Linked DNA regions of Mus musculus: regions 1 and 3 are each linked to region 2. Evidence: chromatin loops called from intact Hi-C (ENCODE). Cell type or tissue: heart. All regions are shown on one strand. Each heading gives the region's core, and the rest is flanking DNA. Links, peaks and the distances in the headings are about the cores only.

Region 1 (9,983 bases), core at 854-8,853, 87 kb after region 2:
GGATGGACTAATTTAACTGTCCCTCAGATTGCCCTTCCTCATTGGATAGCCAGGGTTATCCCATGAGCACCAGCAGAGGGGGTGGGGGTGGAAGAGGCACATGCTGTTGGACCTATGTCCTGGAGGGGGTGTGTAGCTCAGAGGTAGAATGTGGGGAGCTAAGTCCACCAAAATGAAGTACCGTCTATACCACAGCCATCCAGTGCCATTGGGCCTACAGGGTCATCCCTGCATCTTCCTTCTCATGCTCTGGGGAGGATCAGTGTTTCTGGTCTCCCTCTTCTTCCTGGGTAGGGGGTATAGAAATAAGCAGAGCTGCAGGGTACCACTCACCTGTTCCATGCTCCCACCTCTTGCCCTATGGCTGATGATCCACAGGCTGGCAGAGGGACACACACGGCTGACTTCTCAGGCTAGGGTCCTTGAGCATTCTAGTTTCATAGATAGGTTCCAAGCGAGCACACCCTCACCCTTTGTGCTCACTTCCCTAGTGAGCATCACTGTAGGTAGGAGTCCTGAGTAGACCAGTGGGTACCTATACTCACCAAGTACTGACATAGCCAGAGACAGCCATGGTAGGTGCTGCTCTTCTGGCTGTAACTCACCTTTGTGCCCAGCACTTAGCCTATAGACCATGCTGCCTTGTCTAGAGGGGCTCCACCTCACCAGATCAATGTGCAGCTAATCCCTAACACACTCCAAGTCCCAAGGAACTACATGCCACACTGGTATATATGAGCAGCCGCCAGTGTCAGGGCCTGCTGGACAGAGCCAATGCAGCAGGAATTCCTGTGCTCCAAAACTGGGTCCCTGAGGCTAGCAGAACTGCCTCCCCCACCCCCAACCCCCAGTTGAGGAGCCTCCCAGCTATACTGGTCAGAGCACCCTAGGGTAAGAGAATATGCCCAGAGGTGTATTTGTAGAATTCTGCTTCTGTGTGCCTAGAAGAAGCCATGGAAACCAGGGATGGTGAATATGGTATGTGTGGAGGTGGCGGGGGGTGGGGGACTGGGGTGGGGGTGGGGGTGGGGTCAGGAGATAGGACATGTCACTGGCTGCTACCTTGGGGCTGGCAGTGGGCCTCATGGTTGGGCCTACTACTCCCCAACTGGCCCCCCTTTATGGAGTGTGCACCCACTAATGGTGCCTGGATTATAGGCAGGAATGGGGATAAGGATGGGACAGAGCGATGGCCAAGCCAAGGACTCTCATCAGAAGCCCAGGATGCTGCCTTCCATCTTTTGCTTGAGATGGAATCTTTCCTTGGCCTCTAACTTCACCATGTCGTTCAGGCCAGTTGGCCTGCAAGTTACAGGGATCTCCTCTCTCCAGTGTCCATCTGCCCATAGCCGGGATTACAAGCATTATCATCACACATACACGGGTTCCAACATTCAAACTCGGGTCTTCATGCTTACAAGACAAGCACTTAGCTGCCTGAGCCATCTCCACAGTCCAGTCTATCTTTTTAAATATAAATGATCCCAAGTAAGCCTTTTTATCTTAGCTGCCGTAGAACTCTGCAGCCTCCACCTGGAAAACACAGAGACTATTTTTGTTGTTTTGAGACCAAGGCCTGGTTTATCCCAGTCTGCTCTTGAACTCACTATGTAGCTGAGGGTGACCTTGAACTTCTGACCTCTTACCTCCACATCCTGAGAGCTGGGATTCGAGGCCTCTGCCAGCATGCCCAGCTTTGAGGTGCTGGAGATCAAACCCCGGGGACTTTGTGTATGACAGACAAGCAACTAAGCCATATCTCTAACCTGAGACAGAAGTTTAGAACTTTCCGACCTGGCATGGTGGTACATAACTGTAACACCCTCCCACCCCCCCCACCCCCCACCCCCACCCCGCATTCAGCAAAGAGAAGGAAGATTACCTTCAGTTCAAAGCTCTATTGTGCTGCATAGTGAGGCCCTTTCTAACAAGGGGCACCGTGTAGTTTCGGCTCTGTGTAATCTGACACTCACTGTCTCCCCCAGTGGCCAGGTCCCCATGAATGAAATAAAACATGACAGCTCATACTCGCACACAGCACAGTTCTTTCTGATGGCTGATGTTCTACTGCCATGGAAGCTAGATCAGCTTTGCCTGTGACTCGTGCCCTGTACAATGACCACACCCAGCTGGTGCCATCCAGTAGTTTTGTTGGAGCTACTGAGCTGAGTATCTGGTACACTGAGCCCAAAGCAAGCCAATAGCAAGCAGCAGCATTGGGTAGTCTCTCGGGAGGTAGGTGGTACTGGTTGTTGGGGGGGGTGGCATGATGGGCACCCCAATGTCTCCATCACTTCTCACAGCCCAGTTCTCCGCTCCCCAGAGCCCTTGGGAAATCCCTGAGCCACACATGGCCTCTCAGGCTCCTCAACATCCCCTTGATCCAGCTGCTCTGCCACTCTGCCAAGCAGTCCCTACCAGTCCAGGCTCCTCCACCCCCCCCCCCCGCCCTGCTTTCAGGGATCACCCTTCCCTCCCCTCACTCACTTCTGAGGCTCCCCTGTCTCTTCTGCTCGCCCCACTCTTCACTCAGCCAACCCAGCAGCTATCAGCCAACAGCAAGTCGGCAACTGTCCTGGAGTCTAAAAAATACCCTGTCCTAGATGAACCACAGCTCACTGCAGCCTGGGAAATGTCACCAGAAGCCCCTGTTGGGCCCTGCCTATGTTCCTGACCGGATACCCTGAAACAGTTGAGGGAACGTGTTCTTTTTGAGGTGCTAAGTTTGTGATGGCATACGCCGGGAGGGAATCAAAATATCTTTTCTTTTTCTGCCTTTCTTTTCTTTTCTTTTCTTTTCTTTTCTTTTCTTTTCTTTTCTCTTCTCTTCTCTTCTCTTCTTTTGTTTTCTTTTCTTCTTTTGTTTTCTTTTCTTCTTTTCTTTTCTTTCCTTTCCTCTTCTCTTCTCTTCTCTTCTTTTCTTATCTTTTCTTTTCTTTTTATCTTCGAGATGGGTTTCTCTGTGTAGCCCTGGCTGTCTTGGAGCTCGCTCTGTAGATCAGGCTGGCCTTGAACTCAGAAATCTGCATGCCCCTGTTTCCCAAGTACTGGGATTAAAGGTATATGCCACCACACCCACACCAGGAGTGGAGTCCAGAGAAGGCAGACTGCCCAATCTCATCATCTCACTCTGTACCCTTTTTAGTAAGCCCAAGGCCACATGGGATGCTGTGCCCAGACATGTAGCTCATCCTTAAGTCCCAGAGCTTCTGGGGCTCAGGCTGAGTGTCCTAGTCTAATGCCTTTGCCAGGCTACAGGAGACATAGAGAACTGAAACACTGGCTCTCCTGGTGAGACCTCGTGCTCTAACTCAAAGGCTCCCCTTTGGCCACAGGTGGATCTGATATAGGTTACCTTGGACAAGGCCAGTTGCTTTTCACGGCCTCCTTTCCTCATCCGTAGAATGGGCATGATTACACTGATGGCTGTGGCTACCACCTCAGCACTGTAGAGTCCCAAAGATAGACATTCCAATGGCTCCCCGAAGTCTCCTTTGGAACAGGCTGAGGGGAGAGTTTTGTAGGGGTTTCCTCATGCTTTTTTTGTTTGTTTGTTTGTTTCTGAAGACCAAGCCTGCACAGATGAATATGAAGGTGAGGAGTGTCTGGACACTGAGGGAAGGAGCTGGGAGCTATTTGCTCCTAGCTGCCAGGCATCCCCTGTGAAATAGCAGGCACCTGTAGAGGGAGTAGGCAAAGCCCTTGGCACCATGACATCCTGGATAGGTATCCTGTGAATACCCTTTCAAACTTTTTCCACCTTGTGCACAAATGGTTTATATTTAAGAATCGATTGATTGATTGATTGATTGATTGACTGATTGATTGATTTTTAGTTTTTCGAGGCAAGATTTCTCTGTGCAGACTTGGCTGTCCTGGGACTTGCTCTGTAGACCAGGCTGGCCTTGAACTCCCAGAAATCTTCCTGTCTTGGGAGAGCTGGGGCTAAAGGCCTGCACCACCATTGCCCGTCTATTATTTTTAATAGTCAACGGCATATAAGATTATAGATAACAGAGAGGAGAAAACCGCACTCTGGGTCACATCCAGCTGTTGTTCGTGAATGCACGCCCTTTCTATCTTCGGTTGGGATCTGGAATTCTGGAGGAGGGAGGGGAGGGGAGGGTGTCACAGAACTCACATCTTGTCACCCACCCTCCCTGTTGTCCTTGTGGCTTTCTTTTGCTCGGAAGCGGCCTCCTACTAGGTGTGTAGAGACATTCAGCAAGTGTGACGGTGGCAATCTGCTTGCCACTTGTCACTCCAACTTGCCCCCACCCAGCAAGGCTCCTCCAAACCGCCCTGGTGGGCAGCTGGGTCTGAGATTCCTTGTGGGCATTTCTGCAGGCGTCCAGACCCATCAGCCCCATGAATTCAATTCAGAGAAATGGGTTCTCTACGCAGGGAGTACCCGAGACCTGCTCCTCTAGCCCCGTGGTGGCCACAGGCGTCTGTCCCACTCCACCTACCACAACGCTCAGAGGCCTGCGGTTCCACCGTGCATCCCGCCGCCCGAGGTGCCAGCAACTTTGTTGACTGAATTCCTGAACCCATCCCAACCACAGGATAAAAATAGCTGGCGCTCCCGGGCAGCTCGGGAGTCACCGGTGTCAGGATAGTTAGAGGTCCCCATTCTGGAGACTCCAGGCCACTTGGGCCTGGTGCGGGACACAGCCAGCTAGACCACCTAATGGATCTGAGACACCGAAGGAGTACCCTGGACGAGGGCCTCCTCAGCTTCCCTGCACTCTCTGGCTTTACGATCCTGGAACCTCAGAATCTGCCACTTGGTCTCGCGCCCTCTGCTGTGCAGTCCCATGCGGCGGCCACCAGGGGGCCCTGCCCACTCCTCTTGCCGACGGCCCTTCCCCACCCCTTCCCACAGCTGTTTCCCGCAGGAGATTGACAGCTGGGCTCCGGGTTGCCATGGGGATAGGCAAATGAGGGCGGCAGGTCTGGGGCTCCGATTGGCCCGGGGGCGTCGGCCCCCACCTGGGGAGGCGGGCCCAGAAGCGCGTCTCTATAAAGGCTTGTGCGGCTCTGCGCCGGGCCGAGGGAGGCGGGGCCGGCCGGCAGCGCGGGTGGGGCGCGGGGCGGGGCCGGGCGGGAGAGCCCGGAGCGCGGCTGAGCCCGGGGCGCGGCCTCTGCACCCTCCAGGCCAGGACCGCGGAGGAACAGAAGGAGGAGGAGGGCAGGATTGGGGGCCCTGCGCCCGCTCGTAGCGGGCCGGGGGGCCACCCGAGAGGCCTGGCCGGCGGCGTCCCCTGAGCACAGCCCAGAGTTGACAGCAGGAAACTTTTGCTGCTGCGCCCTTCGGCGGCGCGACCAGAGCCTGAGCCCACCGCGGCCCGGGGGGGAGCTAGGGGGAGAGAGGCCCGCGGCTCCCCCCACGCTCCCCCGCCGCCCGTCGGGGCGCGGCCGGGCGCGGCGGCGGGGCTGGGGCCCCGGGCGATGGCCGCGGAGCTGGCGATGGGCGCAGAGCTGCCCAGCAGCCCACTGGCCATCGAGTACGTCAACGACTTCGACCTGATGAAGTTCGAGGTGAAGAAGGAGCCGCCCGAGGCCGAGCGCTTCTGCCACCGCCTGCCGCCCGGCTCGCTGTCCTCGACGCCCCTCAGCACGCCCTGCTCCTCGGTGCCCTCTTCGCCCAGCTTCTGCGCACCCAGCCCGGGCACAGGCGGCGGCGCGGGCGGCGGGGGCAGCGCGGCTCAGGCCGGGGGCGCCCCGGGGCCGCCGAGTGGAGGCCCCGGCACTGTCGGGGGCGCCTCAGGAAAAGCGGTGCTGGAGGATCTGTACTGGATGAGCGGGTACCAGCACCACCTGAACCCCGAGGCGCTCAACCTGACGCCGGAGGACGCGGTGGAGGCGCTCATCGGCAGCGGCCACCACGGCGCGCACCACGGCGCGCATCACCCGGCGGCTGCTGCGGCCTATGAGGCCTTCCGGGGTCAGAGCTTCGCGGGCGGCGGCGGCGCGGACGACATGGGTGCCGGCCACCACCACGGCGCACACCACACTGCCCACCATCATCACTCTGCCCACCATCACCATCACCACCATCACCACCACGGAGGCTCTGGCCACCACGGCGGAGGCGCGGGTCACGGCGGAGGCGGCGCAGGCCACCACGTGCGCTTGGAGGAGCGCTTCTCCGACGACCAGCTGGTATCCATGTCCGTGCGGGAGCTGAACCGGCAGCTCCGCGGCTTCAGCAAGGAGGAGGTCATCCGACTGAAACAGAAGCGGCGCACGCTCAAGAACCGCGGCTACGCGCAGTCGTGCCGCTTCAAGCGGGTGCAGCAGCGGCACATTCTGGAGAGCGAGAAGTGCCAGCTCCAGAGCCAGGTGGAGCAGCTGAAGCTGGAGGTGGGGCGTCTGGCCAAGGAGCGGGACCTGTACAAGGAGAAATACGAGAAGTTGGCGGGCCGGGGCGGCCCCGGGGGCGCGGGCGGGGCCGGCTTCCCTCGGGAGCCCTCGCCAGCGCAGGCTGGCCCCGGGGCGGCCAAAGGCGCACCCGACTTCTTTCTGTGAGTGCCGGACCCTGGGCCTCGCCACGGCCGGGGACAAGTTTGCGCAGGCCGCCCCGGTCTCGGTTCAGACTCTGAGGCCCGGGACGCGCGCTCCGGCGGTGCAGCCGCAGCTGCCGGGGTCCTCCTGTCCGCCCTGCGCACCCCGCCGCCAAGCCCCAGCTCCAGGTACCTACCGCGGTGCGCCTCTCCCGCCGGGCCCCGGTCCGAGCGTCTTCGGGGTCGCCGGCTAGACTTTGCCGGGGTCCCTCGGCGCCCCGGGAACGGTGATTGCTTAGGGAAGTCCGAGCCAGGTCTGACTTCCTCGGCAGCGTCCACTTGTACAGACGTGGAGCGCAGTTCTGCGTCCCAACCTCCGCCCAGCCGCAGCGGGGCCGCGCCGCCACCAGCTCCCGGTAGCCTCCGCCGGCCCCGCGCTCCTCTGTCGTCTTTCTTTCTGCCTCCGTTTACTTGCTCTGTTTTTACTCCTCCTCCTCCTTTTTAAAGCAGTCATATTTTCGCAACATTAATATTTATTTTGCTTGGTAATTAGAAAACCCGGAGGAACCCCCTGGTCCCCGTGCGCCCTCGGAGGTCGGCGAGTGCCCGCATGTGCCCTCCTCGCTCATTCGCTCTGAGGGGTCCGGCCCTGCCTGCCTTCCAGCCCGCTTGTCCCCACCCTGTTCGCTGCTCCCTGTAGAGGAAGCCGAGGAACTTACCTGCGTGTTGGTCCCACTGTCCTGCTATACTCGACTGGGGGAGGGGGGTGGGGGGTGGCCGTGCTCAGCCGGGTTGGGGCTGGCCCGGACTCCCGCGCTGCTATTTCTCTATGCACCAGATCGTATTTATGACTCTTGGGGAAATATATCTTATTTTAACCTTCCAGAGAAGCGAAAGAATTTAAAAAGTAATGCACAGTTCTAGAAGAAAAAATTTTTAAAGAGGAGGCTTAGGCCTGAACCTCCTGGCATGGGCGGGTGGAAAAGTGTTTTTATTTAATTTAAATTGTGTTTCGTTTGTGGAATCTTGTTTAAAGCTTGGTCGCTTTTTTGGACTAGCCGGAAGAGAGGCCCGGTGGAGGGTGTTATAAGCTGGGCGTATCTGCGCCGGCTGAGATCTGGTTTTCTGAGGCTTGGCCCCGGTGCTCTGAGGCTCCGAGGCTCCTTCCCCTTCCGTCCTCTGCTGCTCCCAGGTGGCTCTCACTGAGTCTTCTGAACAGGACGCTAGACAAATCGTTGGGAAAGAAATTTTGTGTTGTTGGTTTTTGTTGTGTTCTCTCTCTCTCTCTCTCACTCACTCACTCATTTGTTACGAAACTGAGGAAAGAAAAAACATTAAAAAAAAATAAATGTTTAGATCCAAAAGTCATTGGAACCTGGCTGTTGTGTCTGTGGCTTTCGTTCTTGTATTCGTTTCTCTTGGAATAGAAAAATATGAAAGTCTCTGGATTGGGTTTTACGGGAACTGGTATGTCCAGATAGGCAAGAGCAGGAAGGAACTGACCAGGAGGCAGTGTCTGTCAGTTAACCAAGACAGCATTCTGTGGCTGGCCTTGGAGCACCAACGAGGCAGGGCAGGGCAGAGGCTCCAGGCAGCCTTGGTGGTGACTCCAAGTGCATTGCAGTTGTATCCTGGTGGCCCAAACAGTCCCAGCCATTCTTGGCAGCTGTGCCTCCCCGAGGGGTGGCCCAGCTCCTGTTCTCCAAAGGATGCAAACCCAACGTGGGTAGTAAGAGATCTCTGAAAAATCTCACCCTGCTCTCTGGGCCGCTGCAAACTTTTAAATGACAGTTCCCTCTCTCCATCAGAGTAGAGTGTAAAGTTCCAAATTTGGCAAGTGTGGAGTCAGCCAGGTTCCTGCCTAGACTTGGAAAAAATCGAAAGGTCTATGTCAGTTCCACAAGGAGCCGTGGGCTTGAGAGAATCGCCTGAGTTTGAGTCTCAACTCCAGGCCAGAGAAAAGCAGGCCACCTTTGTCCCCTGATCCTACTGCCTTAGAATAAATCCAGGGGACAGCCCTGTAGGACCTTAGGCTGGGAGCAAATGTTCCAGTCTTTTTTTGGGGGGTGGGGGGAGAAAATGTTGGAAAGAGAAGAAACTGGGGGTTGAACTAGAAGAACTAACTTGGTGCAAGGAGAGACCTGCAGACTCCAGCCAGTCTTGCTGGGGAAGTTCACAACAAATGTATTCCTGAGAAGGGATCTAAATTGAGGGAACCTTGGCTGTTGTGGCCCAATGACAGGTCCTGGTTAAGAGTAGAAGAGTCAGGACATCTGTGTTGCCCCTCCATTACACAGAGCCTCTACAGATCCCTTCTCTGCTAGAGGACGTACAGACAGGTCCAGGCTGAGTGACATCCATTGGATTTCTTTCGGGGAGAGGTGGCAATAGCTGTGTCCACCCTACCTGCTCAGCACACTGGCCTCTTGACCTCTCAGCATCCAGTACTCCAAGGCATCCTTTGTCCCCTTTGAGCATCTGGGACTCTGCTATAACGCTGCTGGGTGTGGTACTCGGGGAGCGGGGCACAGGATGCTGCTGTGAGCTTAGGGTTGCCCCATGATCCTGCCCTATTTGTGAGGGACTAGATCTGAGTTCACTCACCTTCTCTTCGCCTCTCTCTTTACCCTGCCTTTCCTCTAGGACTACTGAGGCATGCAAATGAACATGGAGTTCAAAGATGGTCTTTTCTAGAAGTCTTTTGGGGAACCCTGAAACCCAGGGGAGAAGCTTCCTATGGCTTTTCCTTGTCCTGTGCAGGGAAGGAAGTCCTGACCTGTGCACAAGGGCATGGGCACACTTACACAAAGCCCCGCTGCCACCTATTTCTTTTCTGAGACAGGATTTCTCTGTGTAGCCTTGGCTGTCCTGGATTAGAGATTCACCTGCCTCTGCCTCCCAAGTGCTGGGACTAAGGCGGGAATCATCATACTCAGTTTAGGGCTTCCATTGTCTCAGTGTGTTCTTGAGGAACTTACTGAGGGTGGAAGGGCTTCAGGCAAGCGGTTTTCTAGCGTGGAGGTTAAGGTGAGCTGCCAGGGACATCAAAGAGCCTATTTAAGGTGGGTTTGAGAATCACCCACAAGGGGTGGGTTGGGGTGGGGAGATAGATACCTCACTGACAAGGCTGCCTGAGGACAAGATCTGCTTCACCTATATACCCACACCCTGCACCCAAGCAATGCCCCCCACACTCTTCCACCTGCCTCCTCTGGACCAGTGGGGACTAAAATGACTGACAACAGGTATAGCATGAGAGCATAGCTGTGACCTGGAGGAAGGTTTGGGGCTGCCTCACCTCTTCCTGTGGTCTACGAAGATCTCACACAACACAGCATAGACCCCAGAAGACTAACTTCACAGTAAAGTCTGCAAACTTGGATCCGGCAGTCTTAGTGCTTCAGGTAGCTCTCTCCTGGCCCTGCCGCTAATTCTAGGCAGCCCACTTACAACCTCCAGAGCTGCTACTTGCGGATC
Region 2 (9,983 bases), core at 1,104-9,103:
AAACACTCCACGGCAATGGCCCTGCCCTGGGCAACTCATCAGCTACTCGGTGGCAGCCACCCATGTTCCCGGGTGGCAGGACCTTTGGCGCCCGCTACTCCCGTCCAAGTCGGAGGGGCTTCTCCTCACACCATGGCCCTTCGTGGCGCAAGAAATACTCCCTTGTGAATCAGCCTGTGGAATCTTCTGACCCAGCCAGCGATCCTGCTTTTCAGACATCCCTCAGGTCTGAGGATAGCCAGCATCCTGAACCCCAGCAGTATGTACTGGAGAGACAGGTCCAGCTCAGTCCAGATCAGAATATGGTTATTAAGATCAAGCCACCATCAAAGTCAGGTGCCATCAATGCTTCAGGGGTCCAGCGGGGGTCCTTGGAAGGCTGTGATGACCCCTCTTGGAGTGGCCAAAGACCCCAAGGAAGTGAGGTTGAGGTCCCTGGTGGACAACTGCAGCCTGCAAGGCCAGGAAGAACCAAGGTGGGTTACAGTGTGGACGACCCCCTCTTGGTCTGCCAGAAGGAGCCTGGCAAGCCTCGGGTAGTGAAGTCTGTGGGCAGGGTGAGTGACAGCTCTCCCGAGCATCGGCGGACAGTCAGTGAAAATGAAGTGGCCCTCAGGGTACACTTCCCATCTGTCCTGCCCCATCACACTGCTGTGGCTCTGGGCAGGAAGGTAGGCCCTCATTCTACCAGCTATTCTGAACAGTTCATTGGAGACCAAAGAGCAAACACTGGCCACTCAGACCAGCCAGCTTCCTTGGGGCCAGTGGTGGCTTCAGTCAGACCAGCAACAGCCAGGCAGGTCAGGGAGGCCTCACTGCTCGTGTCCTGTCGAACCAGCAAGTTTCGGAAAAACAACTACAAATGGGTAGCTGCCTCAGAAAAGAGCCCACGGGTCGCTCGGAGAGCCCTCAGTCCCAGAACAACTCTGGAGAGCGGGAACAAGGCCACTTTGGGTACAGTTGGAAAGACAGAGAAGCCACAGCCTAAAGTTGACCCAGAGGTGAGGCCGGAGAAACTGGCCACACCATCCAAGCCTGGCCTCTCTCCCAGCAAGTACAAGTGGAAGGCTTCCAGCCCGTCTGCTTCCTCCTCTTCCTCTTTCCGTTGGCAGTCTGAGGCTGGCAGCAAGGACCATACTTCTCAGCTCTCCCCAGTCCCATCTAGGCCCACATCAGGGGACAGACCAGCAGGGGGACCCAGCAGCTTGAAGCCCCTCTTTGGAGAGTCACAGCTCTCAGCTTACAAAGTGAAGAGCCGGACCAAGATTATCCGGAGGCGGGGCAATACCAGGTGTGCTGTCTTACAGTGTCCGGTCTAGGTGGGTGGGGCAGGGCTCATGAAGCGCTTTTGGTTCCTACATTAGAGAATTTGGACTTTAGCTTTCACTCCCTTCCTGGTTTCCAGGTTGGGGAAAAAGAAGGCCCCCGTTGGGTTTATTCAGCACCACTCATGTGTGACCTAAGCCGAGAGCTTTGAGTGTGATTTTGGGTTATGCTTCATGGAGTGAGGCTAGAAGTACTGTTGTCATATAGAGATGTGTCAGGTAAAGGCCGAATGATTCAGGCGCTTACCTGGGGCCCCAGTAAGGTTGAGGAGGCAAGAGCTCTGGCACTGGTAATGCCGACAGACCCATCTTTTCTTCTCTTGATGAGAAACTAGGTTTGGGTAGTTTCCCTTCTAGGTGGGCAGGGTTCAACAACATATGGTGCCTTGCCAGGTTAGGTGCTTGGGAGCAGCACGTGGGTCTGTCCAGTGTGTAGCATTAGGTGAATGCCGAGTGGCTGTCCTGGCCGGAGCAGTGGGTTATATGTCTGAGCTGTGGGTGGTGGACTAGGGTGCTGGGCTCCGCCAGGTATGCCTGGACTTCCCCTGCTCTGTTTTTACTTGAGGGCTCTAGGTTCTAGGAAGTCAGGCTTTGTGGGGCACTCTGGCCCTGTCCAGATAGAAGGATGTACCATTTGTGCCACATGGGGTGACTGAAAGGGACGGCAGCATGGCAGTCCCAGGCTTTTCCTGCCTTGTGCTCTGTTGCCATCTTCCAAGTGAGCTGAGGTGTTAGGTGTCCAGTGCTCCAGAGGGAACAGATTGCATTTACATCCCAGCTGGCTCTTTGCTGGTGGCCAAGTGACCAGGCCAAGCTGCTGGCTTATGAGCACATATCACTGAGGTCCTGACCCTTGCGTCCTTTCAGGATACTCTGAGATGGCATCCTAGCCTAGGGTATATGGTCACGGGGTCAGAAACTTCACATCAGCCACTGATGGCAAAGGTATTGTTTGCTTACCAGGCAGGGGGCCTGCCTATGCCATAAGACAGTGTTCTTCCAAAAGACATTTACTGTCCTTGTCATAAACCCCCCTAAGGAGGTTCTTCCTGCTGTCTTAATTTGGTCTTTGGCTCTCTGTATGCTCACTTCTTCTGGCTCTGTGCTGTCTCTAGTTATCTGAGCCTGGGTGCCATGCTCACCATGCCTAGAGAATAGATTTCTTCTTGTCATACCGGTGCCTTCCTCTATTGTGCGGCTTTCAGAGGTGGAGTATTGTAGCATCCTTGAAGATGTGCTTGGGAGATGGCATGCAAGCCTGATGGCAGCTCGTTTTCAGGAATGCGGTCCTTCTCCATCACCTTTTCCTGTAGTCTCGTACTAAAATCTGTACTAAAATTCCATCTGGCTTGGAGAAGGGCTGGGGCAGGGGCAGTGGGCAGTGAGCAGGGTGCAGGGTGCATGGGGCAGGGCAGGGACAGGGACAGGGTCTGAATCCACTCTGCTCTGCTCTACTTGGAGGACATTGCAACCTGTGCTGTCTCCAGTTGATGAAGGTGCTTGGGCCTTTGTCAGTGAGCCTGTTGGTAGTTTTTTTTTTTGTGTTTTATCTTCATAGCATTCCTGGGGACAAGAAGAACAGCCCTACAACTGCCACCACCAGCAAAAACCATCTTACCCAGCGACGGAGACAGGCCCTCCGGGGGAAGAATAGCCCGGTTCTAAGGAAGACTCCCCACAAGGGTCTGATGCAGGTCAACAGGCACCGGCTCTGCTGCCTGCCGTCCAGCCGGACCCACCTCTCCACCAAGGAAGGTATGACAAGGAGGAAAGCTTAGGCACTGGCTGAGGCTGGGCTGCACTCTGCTGGGATGATAGGAACCATGTTAAGGGGGGAGGGGTATAGAACCCAAGTGAAAGGCTAGAGAGAAGGGTGGCTTGGACATGGCTGGGTTCCCCTTGGCCAGTTGAGAAGGATGGGTTAAGAGGCTTACAGCTTTGGGTGGAGAAGATGGAAAGTCTGCTAGTGTTGCCTGGCAGAGTGTGAGGAAGGGCTGTGGGCTCCTTACTGGAATTCTCTAGAATAGCATCACTTGCTTATGTCTGTGGGGTAGAGTCTATGGACTGGGACAACTGGGAACAGCAAAGATTGTCTCCTGCTGGTAGTGGCTGTTACAATGTTCCCAAGCCCCACAGGTGGCCAGGGAAGAGTGAAGGGTGAGGGGTCCTGAGTTCAGTGTGTCTACCTGTGGTGCCTTGGATGTGTTAGGGGGCTATTGAAACTGTTGGTGGCACCTCCACTACAGGTGGAAGGATGGATAGCTTCTAGTAATAGACAGATGTGATGACTGCATTGTGCCCTGGTATTTCTGTTGCAGGAAGGGCTCTGGGGAGTCTCTCTATCCACAATTCACCTGCTGACCCGCCAAGCATGTGATGGGCACCTTGGGGCCAAGAATCATTCTAGTTCCTGGGGACACTGAGCCACATTCTAGTGGAGACGAGTGGCTGCCTGAGCCCTTGTCAACAGCCGGGACAGTTGGCTTTGGGTGGTGAACAAGAAAGCAGAAGCATATAGTTATGGGCTCCGGGGAGAGTGTCAACACTAGGCAGGCATTAGGAGTCTTCCTCAGCAGACTTGAGTTAGGAGAGGAAATGGCGCTCGCTCAGCTGTGCAGGTGAAGGCACTGTGGACCACAGAGCAGGAGGAAGATCATATAGCTGTGTGCTATACAGGATCAGAGAAGGGGGTTACCCCAGTGCAAAGGGCACTAGGTAATGGGGGAAGCTCTTTTATGCCAAAGGGAGGGAATAGGTTCTGTAATTTCAGGGAAGGATAGAAGAGGGAGCCAGGAGACAGCTTGTGTTGCTGCTCTCGGGAATATCAGGTGACAAGGTTGGGCTAGCAGGCTGGAGTAGACAGTGAGTCAGGATGGCTGGCATGCAAGGCCTTGTGTGTGAGCTCAAGGGGGTATCCTCATCTAAGTAGCAAGTGAGTTGTGAAAACAGGAGATGCTGAGCCTGTCTACTCAGGTAGCGGTTCCAGAGGCCACTACTCTCGGCTACTCTAGAGAGGCAGAGATCACATGGTGGGCTGTGTACAGGAGGCAGGAGGAGATGGGAGTGACAGTGGTAATTCCTCTGGACTGGAGCCTGGATGGATTTGGCTTGCTCTAGGGACCAGCTTGTGCTTTCCCCCTTGCAAGGCTTACTGTCTGCCTCTTTCCTTGCTTGTCTAAGTATCCCAGCCTGAATGATGTTCAAAGCTCCGGCCAGTCTGTTTGATTCCCTGGGCTGGAGTTTTGCCATATTGCTGATTGGAGCTTTTCTATCTCCAAGCAGTGCAGCCCCCCAAGCTTCTGTGGCTGTTAGCGTCTCCCAGTACGTGGGGTCAGTAGATAGGGGCTGCCCCTTTAGCTAGTGCTTAGAGGCCAATCTTTCTGCTTGCCTCCAGGAAAACACTTAGCCCTAGTTCCAGAATTTTCATGGTGCCAGTACCCTGATATCCACACTTTGTGTGCCAAGGAATTGGGTTAGCCTAGCTAACCCTGGCCAGCCCCTTCTCCAGGTCCCTACTCAGCCCTACTGTGTGGCCTAGCAGCCAGTAGAGGGCGCCCTTGCCCCTCTTATCCCTCCATCCACCCTTTTCTGGTAATTGATTGCCTAATTTCCTCTTTATGTGAAAGAAAGCAGATATCAAGTAATTTGCAGCAATAACCTGCTAATGCTGGGCCAGTATCGAAACTCCCCTGTTCATTTCAAGTGGCAGATAAAACACTAATACATAATTATCCTTGCAAATTGGATTGTTTTAAATAACCAAAAGGCTACGGCCAGAAGAAAGCGATCCCATCTCCCTCGAGTTACTCTTGCAGCGTAATTGCCGCGTTCAATCAATTTCCCTGGCATTAGAAATTCCATCACAATCAACATTAAGCTTTATTCATTGTGATGGCTAAGAGCCGGGCCATTTCTCCTCTTTTTCTTAACTGGCAAAATTAATCAGGGAAAAGATTTTAAACATTTACCCGTGCGAAAGAGGTCAGCGCTGCCACTATATTGCTCAGCAGATAAGGGGGCTAATAAAAAGAAAATTGAATTACTAATGATCACCAGGAACCGAGTATATAAAACCTGGCAATCGCCAGTTCAGGAGAAGGAGAATCAATTTTCTTGGGACAAGGTGCGCTCATTTTTTATTTTGGCGCGTATTATCAGCAATTTAATTTGAGAGCGCATAAACAGGAGGAAACAGTTAGGGAATAATGAGCCTGGAGGTGTAAAGTGCCGCAGGATATATGCTGTACACAATTTATTTGGCACAACAGATAATCGCTTTAATTGAATTCAAAACTGCATTGTTCAGCAGCCATGGGGCTGCTCAGGCCTGGGGACTGAGAGTATCAGGAAGGTTCCTGTCTGATGTAGTGTCTCTCTTCTGGTCAGCCTTTGGCTATGGGGTGGGATGAGCCCCCTAGAGAGCCCTGAGGCGGTCAAGGAGGCATGTGTGCTCCGTCTGCTGCTGAGACCTGCTTGGTCTGCCTCAACGGACAACTGTTAGAAAAGGCATCTGGGGAGAGGCGTTGATGCTTTAGGGGTGTGGCAATTGGTAGTTAGCATGTGATGCTCTTCCCCTGGTCGGTGTGGGGACATGGGACCTGGGAGGCTTGGAGGGAGCTCCCAGGCTTACTAACATAAGGCATGGCCTAGGCCTAGTATGTGGCTTGGCTCTGAGCTGTGTGCATGAGTGGTTTAATCTGATATAGCACCTGCTGCTCTAGCTTAGGTAGCAGCTTAGTAACAGTCAGTCATGGGCTTCTAACCAGCAGCCTCTTGGAAGCCTCAGCTGTGTACTGTAAAGAAAGAGCCTTTGTGGGAAGAGAGGTTGTGTCATCACCTCTCCGAGGTAGGTTTAGATAGGATGACACTTCTCTTTTATCTGCCCACGGTGGATATGTGGCCATTGCCTGCCCTTTTCTTCCTATACCTATGTTAAAAGTTTGGTCTTGGGGCTTAGGTAAAAACATTACTGCTTTTGCAGGACTTGATCAAGGTCAGTTCATAACTGCTTTTTTTTTGGTTTTTGAGACAGGGTTTCTCTGTGTAGCCCTGGCTGTCCTGGAACTCACTCTGTTAACCAGGCTGGCCTCGAACTCAGAAATCCGCCTGCCTCTGCATCCCAAGTGTTGGGATTAAAGGCGTGTGCCACCACTGCCTGGCACTTACAATTGCTTATAACTTGGTCTCCAGGGGATCTGTCACCCTCTTCTGGACTCCATGCATATGCACATGCATGTACACATATGCACATATGGACATACATACAGAGATCATTTAAAATAAAATGTTTCTAGCAACAAGGCTGGGACAATGGTTTAGCAGTTAAGAGGATATACTGCTTTTCTAGAGTACTCCAGTTTGATTCCCAGCACCCAACTCAGGTGGCTCACAACTGCCAATAACTCCTGTTCTAGGGAAGTCTTGACACCCCCAGTTTCCATGGACACCCATACTCAAGTGCATGTGGGCACCACACACACACACAAACTGTTAAAAATAAAATGAATCGGCAGGGTGTGGTAGTACATGCCTTTAGTCCTAGCACTCTAGAGGTAGAGGCAGGTGAGTAGATCTCTGAGTTTAAGGTCAGTCTCTTCTACAGAGTCAGTTTTAGGACAGCCAGGGCTGTACAGAGAAACCCTGTCTTAAAAAACCAAAAATAAATAAAATGAATGAATTATGTAAAAATAAATAAACAATAAAATAAAATTTAAAAATCTTTTCAACAAACCTTGGCCTTGCCCTGGAAATCGAGCCTTCTTAGGTAAAGGATTAATTTGGTCAGTTCTGGGTTCGGGCTTGCTGGGGGCTGGGTAATAAGGACGAGGTGAATTTTCACTGTGATTTCATGCAGACTAAGGCCTCCCAGCCTCCTAGGCTTTCACGTGAGTCTCCTGGGGAGAGTTACCTACTTCCAGTACAGAGTTCTTTGGCTTGTGGCAGTTCACTGTGGTGGCTCTGTGGTATATGCTTATTACACTGTCAGTGCTCATAGGTAAGAAACTGAGTGACCACTTATTTTGGATCACTGGCATAAGTGATTGTAAGTGACAAGCCTTGTCTGCTTGTATGGCCTTGGCTTACTCCGTGAAGGTCCTCTTGTCCTGCCTGTGGTGAGCGTCTGCTGGTATGGGTGGGTGCTCATTCCCACAGGTGGTTTTTAAGGAAGTACTCAGAGCGTCTTCCCAGTATAAGCTCTGTTAGCCTCACTCACCCTGCTACAAACTGGGTAGCTCTTTTGCCATCCCCAGCCTAGGACTGGTACCAGTCGGAGGCTGGGAACCCCTCAGATGTTCAGTGTTCTCTGAGAGCTGACCCTACCCCCAGCTTCAAGCCATCCTGAAGGCAGCCTCCTCAGAGCTCTGGCCAGTCTTTCTTGGTGTCTGGGTGAGGCCTGCCTTCATACTGTGGTAGGACAGCTTCTCCATTGTCCCTCCTGGCCATATAGACAAGTGCTTTCAAGCCTGCTGGCCTGATTTTGTGTGCTTCTAGGCCCTGCCCGTCAGCTTCATTCTTTGACCCCTCGAATTCCCTGCTCTGACAGAGTTCCCAAGCAGGCTTTTTTGGTGTATATGGGTCATTTCAGAGTCATGTTTGTTGTTTTGTTTTAGCTGTTCTGGGGAAGGGGCTGCTTGCCAGGTGGTTTTGGGCATGGGAGGAAACCTATCCATATTCCTCCTATACTCACAGCTTCACACTCAGTTTGTCCACTCATCGGGCATACTGGGCCTTGATCATTCCCAAGCACACGCTCTCCCTCTGAGCTCTGGCTTCAGTTCTCTTTTTTACCTTTATTTTTAGACAGAGTGTTACTAAGTTTTTCAGTGTGGCCTTGGACTCACACTGTAACCCAGAGAGGCCTTGAATTGCGATCTGCTTCAGCTTCCTGGGTATCTGGGACTAGTTACCCTCCTTACTTAATCCTGTGAACGTTTAAAGCCTAGGATATGTATGCAGCCTAGGCTAAATATGTAGTTAAGAACGTACTCGAACCTCCTGCTTCTGCCTCCCAGTGCTGGGATTATAGGCGTGAGCCACCATCCTGACTTTCACTTCTCCTATGGCAAAGTACTGTGGGGATCTTGCCTCTGATTAAGTCTGCCTTCTCTCTGCCTAGGTTTTGTCATTTAAAAGACTGGCCAGAGCTCTGAGGAGGCTGCCTTCAGGATGGCTAGAAGCTGGGGGTAGGCTCTGCCCCTTTTTGAAAGCCTCACTCCTTCTTGGCCAGGACTTGTTCATTCATGGGCCGGATCCTACCCCTCTGAGCAAAGTCCCACCTATTCTGGCCAGACACTAGACTTGGCTCCCTCAAAGAGCCCTGCCTTTGAAGACTTTGCCCAGCCAGACAATTCTTTTCTGTGAGTAGACCCCACCCACTCTGGCTAGCCATACCTCCACACTTTTTTTTTTTTTTTTTTTTTTTTTTTTTTTGCAGTGTGGTCCTTTTCCTTCAGATATCTAGGGCCCTCTGCCTTCATTCAGGCAACTGCTTAGTGCCCGTGGTCAGCCTTACAAGCCTATCTGCTTTAAGATCACCATGGCCGGGCGTGGTGGCACACGTCTTTAATCCCAGCACTCGGGAGGCAGAGGCAGGCAGATTTCTTGAATTCGAGGCTAGCCTGGTCTACAAAGTGAGTTCCAGGGCAGACAGAGCTACACAGAGAAACCCTGTCTCAAAAAAAAAACTCAAAAAAAAAAAAATCACCATGGCATTCCCACTTCCTGCTTCATTTCTGCAGTATGTGGATTTCTGTGTTAATTGTCTGTACTGCCTCACTAGAAAGGTCCTGTATGAGCGCTCTGTCCTACTCTTGTCACATAGATGTGAGTCTCTTGGTGCAGAGCCAGAGGAAGGAAGCTTATTCCATTGCAGAAGCAGTGTTTGGGACAGGGTTCCCTTCTGCAGACTATTCTGAGTGAAGATTGTTCTCTGTAATTCTGTCACCACATGTGTTACAAGCCAATTCCTGGCTTCAACCCAAAGCTTTTATTGGTTGAGCAAGCCCTGCTGGTCAGGGGATACCTGTTTCATCTGACTTAAACTGGGTAGGGCTTGGTCAGTATGTGGGCAGAGAGGCATTCATCATAGTGTGTTTGGTTGCCCATTGAGAGCAGCACTGCCCACTGGGGAGATCTCAGGTCCTTCTAAGGCCCAGGACTCTTGGAGCATCATTACATTCAGCATCTGAGGATGAGAGTCTGAAAGGGACTGACCTGCAAGGAGAAACAACAGGCCTGCCTGTTGGGATATTATTCCTGCCCTGAACCAAGTGTTCCTGGTGGGTGGGAGCCAGTAGGGGCACGCTAGAAGGGTCCGTGACCATCCCATAACACCGGCTGGCTATAGGATGGCATTGTCTCACCACTTGTGTGACTGAGGGCAGTTGGGGAAGTCTGGGAGCAGGAGAGTTGGCAGATGAGAATGCTCACAGGCTGGCTGTATAGCAGTGGTGTGATCTGCAGTCTCTTAGGTGCCCAGTCCTCTGCTTGGCCCTGAGCCATGTGGCCTCTGGTGAGCTGACTTCCAATGGAGTTGAGCCAGAGAGCAGAGACTGGTAGCACAGTGTTAGGAGTGGCAGTTTGGTTGTGACAGCATCCTTCCTTACCTGACCTAAGCTTGGGCAGTAGCTCTTGGTGGTCTTGGCTGGCTGCCTTCTC
Region 3 (9,983 bases), core at 1,181-9,180, 53 kb before region 2:
ACCAGCACCCGTACCGTACTCCTCTGACTGGAAGAAAATCCCCGCTCCCTCACGAACGAATCTCCTGTACCCTCTCAATGTGCCCCTGACCTCTGAGGGGACTTTTACTTGCCTGGCAGAGTCCTTTCCCAGGCTACATGTGTTCTCTGTCGCTCCAGATGTGCAGTTCCTGGCTTCGGTACTACCCCCAGACACTGACCCTGCGTTCTTCGAGCACCTTCGAGCCCTTGATTGCTCTGGGGTGACCGTGCGGGCTCTGCCAGAGGGTTCCCTCGCCTTCCCTGGTGTGAGTGCCTTGTGAGCTGGGTGTGTTAGGAAGAGTGGGGTGGCCCAGGAGGTTCCACTGTGGAGCTGATCACTCGCCCCACAGGTGCCGCTTCTGCAGGTGTCCGGGCCTCTTCTTCTGGTACAGCTGCTAGAGACTCCACTGCTGTGTCTGGTCAGCTACGCTAGGTGAGCGGAGTCCCTGAGAGGTACAGGCAATAGAAGCGCTGGGGTTATCTAAGCCCTCCCACTGGGGTGGCTTTGTGACCCTCACTTGGGTTCTCATGACTTGTTACTCTCCACAGCCTCGTAGCCACCAATGCTGCTCGGCTACGCTTGATTGCAGGGCCGGATAAGAAACTACTAGAGATGGGTTTGCGGCGAGCTCAGGGTCCCGACGGGGGTTTCACGGCCTCAATTTACAGCTACCTGGGTGGTGAGGCCTGGGAGAGGCATAGGTTGGGGAAGGGGAGGTTCCATCATATTCTGAGTCCCCTAAGCCTACCTGCCTTCTCACCCAGGCTTTGACAGCAGCAGCAACACACTTGCTGGACAACTGAGAGGTGTACCGGTGGCAGGGACCCTGGCCCACTCCTTTGTCACTTCATTTTCGGGTAGTGAGGTACCCCCCGACCCGGTTAGTACTGTTTTGTTTTGTGTCAGGGTCCCATGTAGCACTGGTTGGGCTTGAATTCCCAATCCTTCTGTTTCTGTCTCAGTGTGTGCTTCCATGTTGAGCCCATTTTACTCTAGAAGACAAGATCCTAAAACCAATTCTTTTCCCAGCTGGAGTGGGCTGGGTCCTAGGGTGAACTGGGCACTGCTATATATTCAGACTGGCAGATACTGCCCTGGGCACTTGATCTAAGGCTGCACTAGAAAGCTGGCATGGAATGGTGTCACCTTTGTCCCGAGGCCGTGGCATACTGGCCACTCCTGGGCTTTCCAGTGAACTCTAGAACCATCTTTTACTGATATCTTTCTACAGATGTTGGCTCCAGCTTCTAGTGAGGGCCCCACAGTGGACCTGCCTGCCAGGGTAAATTTGTGGCTGAAGCGTGTGTGCCTCTACTTGGGGCTAGAGGAGCAGGAGCCACACCCAGGGGAGCGCGCAGCATTTGTGGCCTATGCTCTGGCCTTTCCCCGGGCTTTCCAGGGCCTGCTAGATTCCTACAGTGTACGCAGGTGAGCTGTGAGCACTCTATCAGGGTGGCCTCAGTAGAGCAACTGAGGCCCTGATCCCCTTGTTTTACATGCAGGAGTGGCCTTCCTAACTTCCTGGCAGTAGCCCTGGCACTGGGGGAGCTTGGCTACAGAGCAGTGGGTGTGAGGCTGGACAGCGGTGACCTGCTTCAGCAGGCTAAAGAGATCCGTGGCATCTTTCGAACTGCTGGTGCCCAGTGAGTTTCCCATGAGGGGCATGGCATGCCTGCTAGAAACTTCCTGTGAGAGTGAGTCCCAGAGAGATGGAACTCTCGACAAGAAAGGTCTCTCCTATAGTGAGACCATGGACCTATTTCAGGGGCAATTGAGAAAGCCCTGGAAGGGAGGGAGGAGTAGGATAGGACCACTAGGGGGCCCCTAAGCCACAGGTGGTTAAAGGCATGGCTAATAGAGACAGAAGGAGCAAGGAAAGAGGACACGGTAAATCATGAGCGCCTAAGGGTTGCTGCCTGGGAATCCATTACATACAGATTCCAGATGCCCTGGCTAGAGTCTGTTCCCATTGCAGTCAGCAACAACATTGACGAGAGTGAGCTGATGAGGCTAGCCCAGAAGGTAAGAGTGAAAGAGGTACAGGTGGTGGATCGTCTAGATGGCCCTGGCACCCTACAGGTGGCAGTGTGGCTCAGTGTCACTGTCACTTCTCCCCACAGGGCAGTGAGGTGAATGTCATTGGCATTGGCACCAGTGTGGTCACTTGTCCCAAACAGCCTTCTATGGGCTGTGTCTACAAGGTAAAGACAATGTTTGGTTCCAGGTGGGATGGAGTCTGGAAGACCATGGGGGCAGTAGGGGACAGGGGTGTAGTAGCTATCTAAACACCCTGTCATTTCAGCTGGTGTCTGTAGGAGGCCAGCCTCGAATCAAGCTGACAGAGGACCCTGAGAAGCAAACACTGCCAGGGAGCAAGGCTGCCTTCCGGTTCCTAGGCCCCGATGGTGATTTCCCACTCTCCTTCATTTATCCTTCTTCAGGTCCCCCGTCCTTTTTTGACATGTTTCTTGCCTCTTATATAGGGTCTTTGCTACTGGACCTACTGCAGTTAGCAGAAGAGCCCCCGCCCAAGGCTGGGCAGGAACTGAGGGTTTGGCCTCGGGGGACCCAGGAGCCCTGCACTGTGAAGCCAGCCCAAGTGGAGCCATTGCTGCGACTCTACCTGCAACAGGGACAGGTGACTGCTGCAGCCCTCACCTGCGCCTTCACTTCAGCTGCGCTCTGATCCGAAGCCAGTATCTCCATCTTTTCTTCCTCTTCCTCGCAGCTGTGTGAGCCACTGCCATCTCTGGATGAGTCCAGACGCTTTGCCCAGCAGTCCCTGAGCCTCCTCCGCCCTGCACATAAGCAGCTGCAGAGCCCTGCAGTGTATCCGGTAGGCCTATGGGTGGCCGGCCCTATGTGTCCTGTGTGCCCCCTGCTTTCCAGCTCCAGATGCCCATATCCCCTTCCTCTCTCTGCAGGTCGCACTGTCAGAGAAGCTTCGGGCACTGGTGGACAGTTTGAGTGCTCGAGGTCCCCTGTGAAAAAAGTCATAAATAACACGGCTCTGTTCCCACCACTTGTCAGCCATGTGTCGTTAGTTCACACATTTCTGCTACTCACTTGGGACTTCCAGGGCTGGGCTGGAGGCACAGACCCAGTGAATGGAAAAAATTAATACGAAGGAAAGGAGAGGGCATGACTGCCCCTTGGTAGGGTGGATGAGTTTATTATAGATAGATAGGAGAGCCATAGCCAGAGGCAGACACATCTGGAAGTCATGGCCCTGAACAACATGGAGTTGGGGCGGGGGGGGGGGGGGGGGAGAGCACAGAAAATACAGCATCCAGGAAGCCAAAGTTACAAAAGGAGAGCCAGTGACCCAAATACCTGGAGTATATAGGGAACAGCCTCTGGGGGAAGGGCAGCCCAGCCCCTGGGCTGGAGAGTTCCGGGTAGAGGGTGGGATATGCCAGCCATACCCTGTATGAGGTAGAGACTGGAGGATGCTTAGAGACCTGGAGGCCAGGTCTGCTTTGATATGTTAAGTAGGCATCTCCTCTGCTTGCCCTGGATTGAAACTTAACACCCAGCAGGTGGGAAGGTAGCCACTGGGCTGGGCTTAATGGAACCTCTGCGCCACAAGAAGGAGGGAGGGTTTATCTTTATCTGTGTTTTGAGGATGTTGTTATGAAAGCCCTCACCTACTACTAGAAGCAGATAGGGAGGTTCTGAGATGGGGTGTCAGAGTCTAATCATAGCCCCAGGCGCTTGTATCTGCTAAGGGCAATGTGCCTATGTCAGGCGTCCCAAGCCAGCCATCCCTGCCTGATCTATCATCTGTTATAGGCCTTGGGGGTGGGGGTGGGAGGTCTCAGTTTCTGACCCAGTAACCGAGGAAGGAGGAGGAGATTTAAAAAGCTGAGGATCCAAGGAGCTGCCTCAGCGAGGGCTGGAGCTGTCTGGGTACAGCAAGCTAGGTAAGACTCAGGAAGAATTGCTCCAGAGACAGTTGGAGTGTCTTAGGCACCCTACCATTGTTGTGAAGAGACGCCATGACCATGGCGACCAACTCTTGGCAAAGAAAGCATTTAATTGGAGGCTTTCCTATGGTTTCAGAGGTTAGTCCATGATCAATGATCATCATGGTGGGGACATACATGCAGGCACGGTAATGGTGACAGAGGGGAGAGTTCTACATTCTGAAAGAGACCCTAGCCTTGGCATGTGCTTTTGAAACCTCAAAGCCCACCCCTGTGACACACTTCCTTCAAGAAGGCCACACCTCCGGATCCTAATCTTAGAATAACACCGCTCCCTGGTGACTAAGCATTCAAATGCATGCGCCTTTGGGAGCCATTCTTATTCAAACCACCACATGGTTTGGTTCATGGCTTGGTGGGAGGCAGAGTTGGGGCTTGGGTAGCCCGAGGTATAGGAGCTGAAGAGCGTGAATGCCCACTGCTTGGAATACTTCCCCATGCACTTCCGCCTGGAGCAGTCTGTCAGACTAGTTCATCTAGCTTCCCTGGCTTAGCGCTGGGCAGTGCCTATAGTGTGGTTGGGTGGAGAGCGGGGATTTAGGGTAGAGGTTGGGCCAGCCCTGGGGAGCATGAACCTGGAAAGGAAGACAACCGGGCGAACAGTATACATACACACTGCCTACGCAGACACAGGGAAGACAGTCTCAGAGAAGGAGGGGCTGGACAGACAGGGCATGAGACATACCACCTCGGGACTGGCAAGGATGCAGAGGAGCCCGCATCAACAATAGTGGGCACTTGCAAATGTATTTAGGAGGCATCACCAGCCTCACCTCATTTGCTCCACACCCCAAGTGTTTCAAGTTCAGGGAGAATGACAGTACCTGACCACGCCCGTTCCTAGGATATTTGGCTATGTGGTCTAGCCCAGCCCCTGACCCTACTGGGGCTTCCTCAGAAGGATCTAAAACTGCCCTGGACCCCTCCCCCAGGCAAGAGGGGGATGGGCAGTTGGGTTAAAGACCTTTCTCTCCTCCACGATAGTCCATGATCTCCATGGACACTGGTGGGCAGGGCCAGACTATGCAGTGGCCATGTCCCACTTGGCTCCAGCAGCCTGGGCAGACACCCTTCACAAGTCCATGCTAGGATATCTCTGTGATTGAACAGCCAATCACTGGCACATGCTCAGACTCGCATGTACCTACGTCTATGCCCACGCCACCACGCCTGTCTGTAGGCCCGCCTGTGGGCCCGCCCGGGGCCTGATTCTAGGTCAGGTCTGGACACAACTTCACTGGAAGAGTGGTGGCAGGTGCCGCTGGTAGGAACACTATGGCTGGGGGTGTGTGGGGTCGGGGCCGGGACGGCCGGGACGGCCCTGTGGGCTCCCTAACTCTGACAGCTCTAGCGGAAGGAATCCGGGCTAGCCAGGGGCAGCCTGTGGGACCCTCTTCTACAGGCCCTCAGTCTGATCCCCAGGAGCTTGGGCCCGAGCCTGAGCCCTATATTCAAACACTCACCCCTGCCTTTGAGGCCCAGCCTGGGAATGAAGTGGTTGCCCCCACAGCTGGTAGTGAGATCTATTCCCCACACAATGCCCAGGAGCCAGCCCCCGAGAGACCGTACCAGGTGAGTAAGAGGGCAGATGCTGGATGATGCAAAGTTTGGCTGTTCACTTGGGCACTAGAAAGACAAGAAGTACGGGGGGGGGGGGGGCATTGAGGAGTCCTGAGGGTAAACGGATGGAAAAGATCATACGGGAGGAAGGTTTGTCGCCATCTGAGGGATGGGAAGACTGGAGGACTAGGGAGGATAGTTGAGATCGGCTTGGGGACTTCAGAAACTCCACGTTTCATTCTTCCATCATAGGCTTCCCAGTATTCCTGGGAGGAAGGAACCCTTGCAGACCTTGCGTTGTATACAGCTGCCTGTCTGGAGGAGGCTGGCTATGCCGGGACCCAGGCAACAGCGCTCACTCTGTCCTCAGCCCTGGAAGCCCGGGGGCAGCGGCTGGAGGACCAGGTTAGCATCCCCATCCAGAGAATCCTGCAAGCCTCCCTTCAACCTCGACCACACTCCCCCTAAAGGCTGCTCTGAGTGTAGGGAGGTGCGGTGCTGGCAAGAGTTTCCTTTTGAGGTCCTGGGGCTCTAACTACTGACGTTTGTTCCTTTTACCCAGGTCCACGGTCTGGTGCGTGGGCTGCTGGCACAGGTCCCTAGCCTGGCAGAGGGGAGACCCCGGAGGGCAGCCCTACGGGTGCTGAGCGCACTGGCTCTGGAGCATGCGCAGGACGTGGTGTGTGCGCTGCTACCCAGTTCGCTACCCCCGGACCGGTAACCCTCCCCGCCCAGCCGCGCTGCGCTGCCCCACGCGGCTTCCTTCCCCCTTCCCGCTTGATAGCTTGGTCATAGGATCTGGTTCCTGCAGCACCGGGCAGTAAGGGAATAGGGCCCCGGAAATCCCTTCCCCTAGACTTTTGCTGGTGTTACACCACCATACCTGGGTTTAGTTTAACTCTGACACTCTCCTCTCTCTCTCTCTCTTCTCCTTTCCCTCCATCCCCTGCTTTTTACCTGAAGATGTGGGCGGCATAAGTAAGCACGGTGGCTTGATCACCTAGAAGCCTCTGGCTCTTCGGGTCATTTACCCCAATATTTATTTTTGGTTAATTCTTTACAATAATTTTAAAAATTAAAAAAAATAATGTTAGGTCTGTTTCCCAGTAGCTGACACAACGGGGCTCACAGTGTAGTCCAGAGGGCTGCTGATCTCTGGGGCTGGCTCTGTTGTCGTCTGCGTTTGTCTTCTCTGGGATATGGGATGGTGGAAGGGTAAAGGATGGTTTGCTTCTGGAGCCTTTTCCTAGAGGTCGCCGTGGTGGGCTTTCCTGAGGATTCTTTGCAACTCCTCTTCACTACATGGCCCCTCACCCCTAGGGCAGCCTCTGAGCTGTGGCGAAGCCTAAGCCGGAATCAGCGAGTAAACGGGCAGGTGTTGGTGCAACTGCTGTGGGCACTGAAGGGTGTGGCGGCTCCCGAGTCTGAGGCCCTGGCAGTAAGTGGCTTCAGCAAGAGCCATCAGGGGGCGTGGCCTACACATAGGGGCGTGGTCTGGCCACAAGCAGCCAAAGAGTAACCACTTACGGTAGGACTAGCTCCAGAGTTACACTTGTCTGGGATATCCTGTACACATCCAAAAATTGTCAGAATTCCAAGGGTGGGCTCACTTGATCTACAGGCCACTCGCGCTCTTGGAGAGATGTTGGCCGTCTCTGGCTGCGTGGGAGCCACTCGAGGCTTCTACCCTCACCTGCTGTTAGCACTGGTCACACAGCTGCATGAGCTGGCTCAAGGTGCTCATTCCCCCGACAGCCCTAAGGTTTGGGAGCCTTCCCACCGAGGGCCACCTCACAGCCACGCCAGGTGAGAGAAGGTACCCTGGGATACGTGAGTGGTGGGACAGGCCTCCCTTGCCCTCACTGCCCACTGCACAACTGTTCGCACCTCCAGCTGCACAGTGGAGGCCTTAAAGGCCCTGCTCACAGGGGATGGTGGCCGAATGGTGGTCACATGTATGGAGCAAGCAGGAGGCTGGAGGAGACTGGTAGGAGCCCACACACACCTGGAGGGTGTCCTGCTGCTGGCCAGGTGAGGAGGCAACCCAGGACAGTACAACAGGAGAAGGCTCCCTGCTAGCCAGGTGCGATGGTGGCATGGGGGAGGAGGTGGGGATGAGCCCTTCCAAGCGGAAGAAGAACTCCCCTTTCCCCTACTTCAGTGCCATGGTGGCACATGCTGATCACCATCTCCGAGGCCTTTTTGCGGACTTGCTCCCTCGGCTACGAAGTGCCAACAACCCGCAACGCCTCACCGCTATGGCCTTCTTTACTGGGGTGAGCCTGCTTCCCAGAACGGTAGTGAGTGGTGACTTCCTGCTCAGACACAGAGATATGCTGACTCCGTGCCCCTTTGCTTAGCTGTTACAGAGTCAGTCTACTGCACGTCTCTTACGTGAGGAAGTCATCCTGGAGCGCCTTCGAACTTGGCAGGGTGACCCAGAGCCCACCGTGCGCTGGCTAGGCCTACTTGCCCTTGGCAACCTTGCAATGAATCGTGGGAAGGTGCCGACCTGGAAGATGCCGGGAGAGGTGGACGCTAGGTAGAGTCTGGAAAGGTCCAGCCACAAGTCCTGTCTTTACAGATAAGGCATGTGAACATGTTGCTGCCAGTACTCCTAAGAGCACTGGGCGAAGGTGATGTGCGGCTCGTGGGCGCTGCACTTGGCGCACTGCGGAGACTACTGCTGCAGCCCGGAGCACCCGTGAGACTCCTCAGCTCCGAGCTTCGACCACGTCTCCCACCGCTACTGGACGATGTGAGCAAAATCCTGCCCTGTGGTCCCACTGCATCCCCGTTGGAATTGTCCACAGACACTCACTCCTACCCACGGGCTCTGCCTATGTTCCCCGCTCAGTTGCCTGTGGACCTGCCACCAGATTAAGGCCTAATTTGCAGCCCTGATCAGGCCTCGTCCCTCCTTACTCTGCACTGATCTTTCCCACTCTTGCTTCCTTGAGCTCTGACTATATTTTTCCACGAAGGCTCGCGACTCGGTCCGCGCTTCGGCAGTGGGACTCCTTGGAACACTGGTGCGGCGGGGCCAGCGGGGGCTCCGGCTGGGGCTTCGGGGACCCCTGCGGAAACTGGTGCTGCAGAGTCTGGTGCCCCTGTTGCTGCGCCTACATGACTCGAGTCAGGACGCTGCTGAGGTCAGTCTTCTGTCCCATATCTGACTCATCCAATACCTTTCCTACCCCGTGGCCTCTCTGAAGATTTCAGGCTAGCGACAAGAATCTCAAGGACCTTTAGGTCCAGGTCTTCGCTTGGGCACCTCACCCTGGGCTCTGCCAACCTTTTCTGGCCACCTTCCCTTTCTTTCCACCACTTGCCATCTCCTGGACACCCAACCCTGCTTGCTTTCTCCATTCCAGAGCTCTGAGTGGACACTAGCCCGCTGCGATCAGGCCCTTCGATGGGGCCTGCTGGAGGAGATGGTAACTGTGGCTCACTACGACAGCCCTGAGGCTCTCAGCCGCGTCTGCCACCGCCTGGTTAGTAGAGAAAGCACCAGGGTATAGTCAGCCGCTTGCTTGCCCAAGGAGTCTATAGTCCACTCTCCCTCAAAACAGAGTCTCTACCTGAGCTAAACATGACCACTGGTCCACACAGCCTTTGTTCATGTTACCTGCTCCATGAAGGACTGGTACTTCCATCCTGTCACAAGCATTTGTGTTCCTAGGTTCAGCGATATCCAAGCCATGTTCAATACTTCCTGAGTCAGACCCAGGGTTACCTGCGGAGCCCACAGGATACCTTGCGTAGGGCAGCCACTGTGCTAATAGGTGAGGCCAACTTACTCACTTAGGGCTCTGAGAGCTGGGCCAACCTTTTCTAGGGCTGGGCCAGACCTCTCAATTTTGTACAGGTTTCCTGGTCTATCATACGAGGCCCAAAGGAATCAGTCAGGACCTGTTGGACTCTCTGTTCCAGGGTGAGAACCAGATTTAACATGGGGTAGAGTGCTGGAGAGGTGGAGGGTTCTGGGGAGGAGTCGATAGGACAGAATGGGTGAGGGTGGACCCCGGGCTCCTTTTTCCCACGCAGCCTGAGTTGCCCCTTTGTGTAGACCTAGGACAGCTGCAGGGCGACCCGGAGTCTGCGGTTTCCTCGGCAGCGCACGTGTCTGCCCAGCAGGTGGCGCTGCTTGCCCGGGCGCAGGTCCAGACACGCAGCCCCAACCTCTTCCGCTTCATCCGCCGCCACCATTCATACCCTCCAAGGCCCCATCCACTCTATGACGATAGTCCGTTCCTACGCCGGAGCCTTGCAGGCCGATGGAGCTGTCTTGAACCTCATTGAGCCAGGCCCGGTATCCAGATTTGTGGGCGCTATCAACGCTGTCGCCAGCCCCCACTATAGCAGATCTGCAGAAGAGACCTTACTTGAAGGGTCGCTGTGGGCCTGGTGCTGGCC

The links. Peaks named below come from ENCODE experiments on the same cell type or tissue, not always from the same donor. Only the 100,000 strongest peaks of a DNase experiment are listed, where the experiment ranks them.
Region 1: a loop joins it to region 2, with 2.8 times the contacts of the local background. A loop is called at or near these places in 2 of 42 quality-filtered maps.
Region 3: a loop joins it to region 2, with 4 times the contacts of the local background. A loop is called at or near these places in 18 of 42 quality-filtered maps.

What each region holds. Positions count from the first base shown.
Region 1 is chr15:75,743,391-75,753,373 of GRCm38, reverse strand. It overlaps Mafa (v-maf musculoaponeurotic fibrosarcoma oncogene family, protein A (avian)), which reads left to right and starts at 5,053. Exons shown (of 1, transcript NM_194350.2): 1 at 5,053-7,873. The coding sequence starts at 5,452. The coding sequence ends at 6,531. In heart, for the core only: a CTCF peak has its summit at 4,825 (motif pointing right); DNase peaks (open chromatin) are centred at 5,023, 5,561 and 6,083; H3K4me3 peaks cover 2,964 bases; H3K27ac peaks cover 1,693 bases; H3K27me3 peaks cover 4,511 bases.
Region 2 is chr15:75,830,564-75,840,546 of GRCm38, reverse strand. Zc3h3 (zinc finger CCCH type containing 3) reads left to right here. Exons shown (of 12, transcript NM_172121.1): 2 at 1-1,291; 3 at 2,884-3,080. Among named protein-coding and RNA genes, the nearest start is that of Zc3h3, 6.4 kb to the left of the region's middle. In heart, for the core only: a CTCF peak has its summit at 4,872 (motif pointing right); DNase peaks (open chromatin) are centred at 4,866 and 8,496.
Region 3 is chr15:75,884,023-75,894,005 of GRCm38, reverse strand. It overlaps Mroh6 (maestro heat-like repeat family member 6), which reads left to right and starts at 5,234. Exons shown (of 14, transcript NM_001282443.2): 1 at 5,234-5,579; 2 at 5,820-5,972; 3 at 6,130-6,284; 4 at 6,888-7,005; 5 at 7,189-7,373; 6 at 7,461-7,598; 7 at 7,729-7,843; 8 at 7,928-8,071; 9 at 8,152-8,325; 10 at 8,552-8,719; 11 at 8,942-9,061; 12 at 9,250-9,352; 13 at 9,436-9,501; 14 at 9,637-9,983. The coding sequence starts at 5,283. The coding sequence ends at 9,869. It overlaps Naprt (nicotinate phosphoribosyltransferase), which reads left to right. Exons shown (of 13, transcript NM_172607.3): 2 at 159-286; 3 at 371-453; 4 at 570-700; 5 at 786-901; 6 at 1,253-1,449; 7 at 1,524-1,664; 8 at 1,959-2,043; 9 at 2,142-2,222; 10 at 2,324-2,426; 11 at 2,505-2,659; 12 at 2,750-2,857; 13 at 2,946-3,042. The coding sequence ends at 3,008. In heart, for the core only: CTCF peaks have their summits at 1,814 (motif pointing right) and 6,029; DNase peaks (open chromatin) are centred at 6,215, 7,035 and 7,515; H3K4me3 peaks cover 1,450 bases; H3K27ac peaks cover 551 bases; H3K27me3 peaks cover 8,000 bases.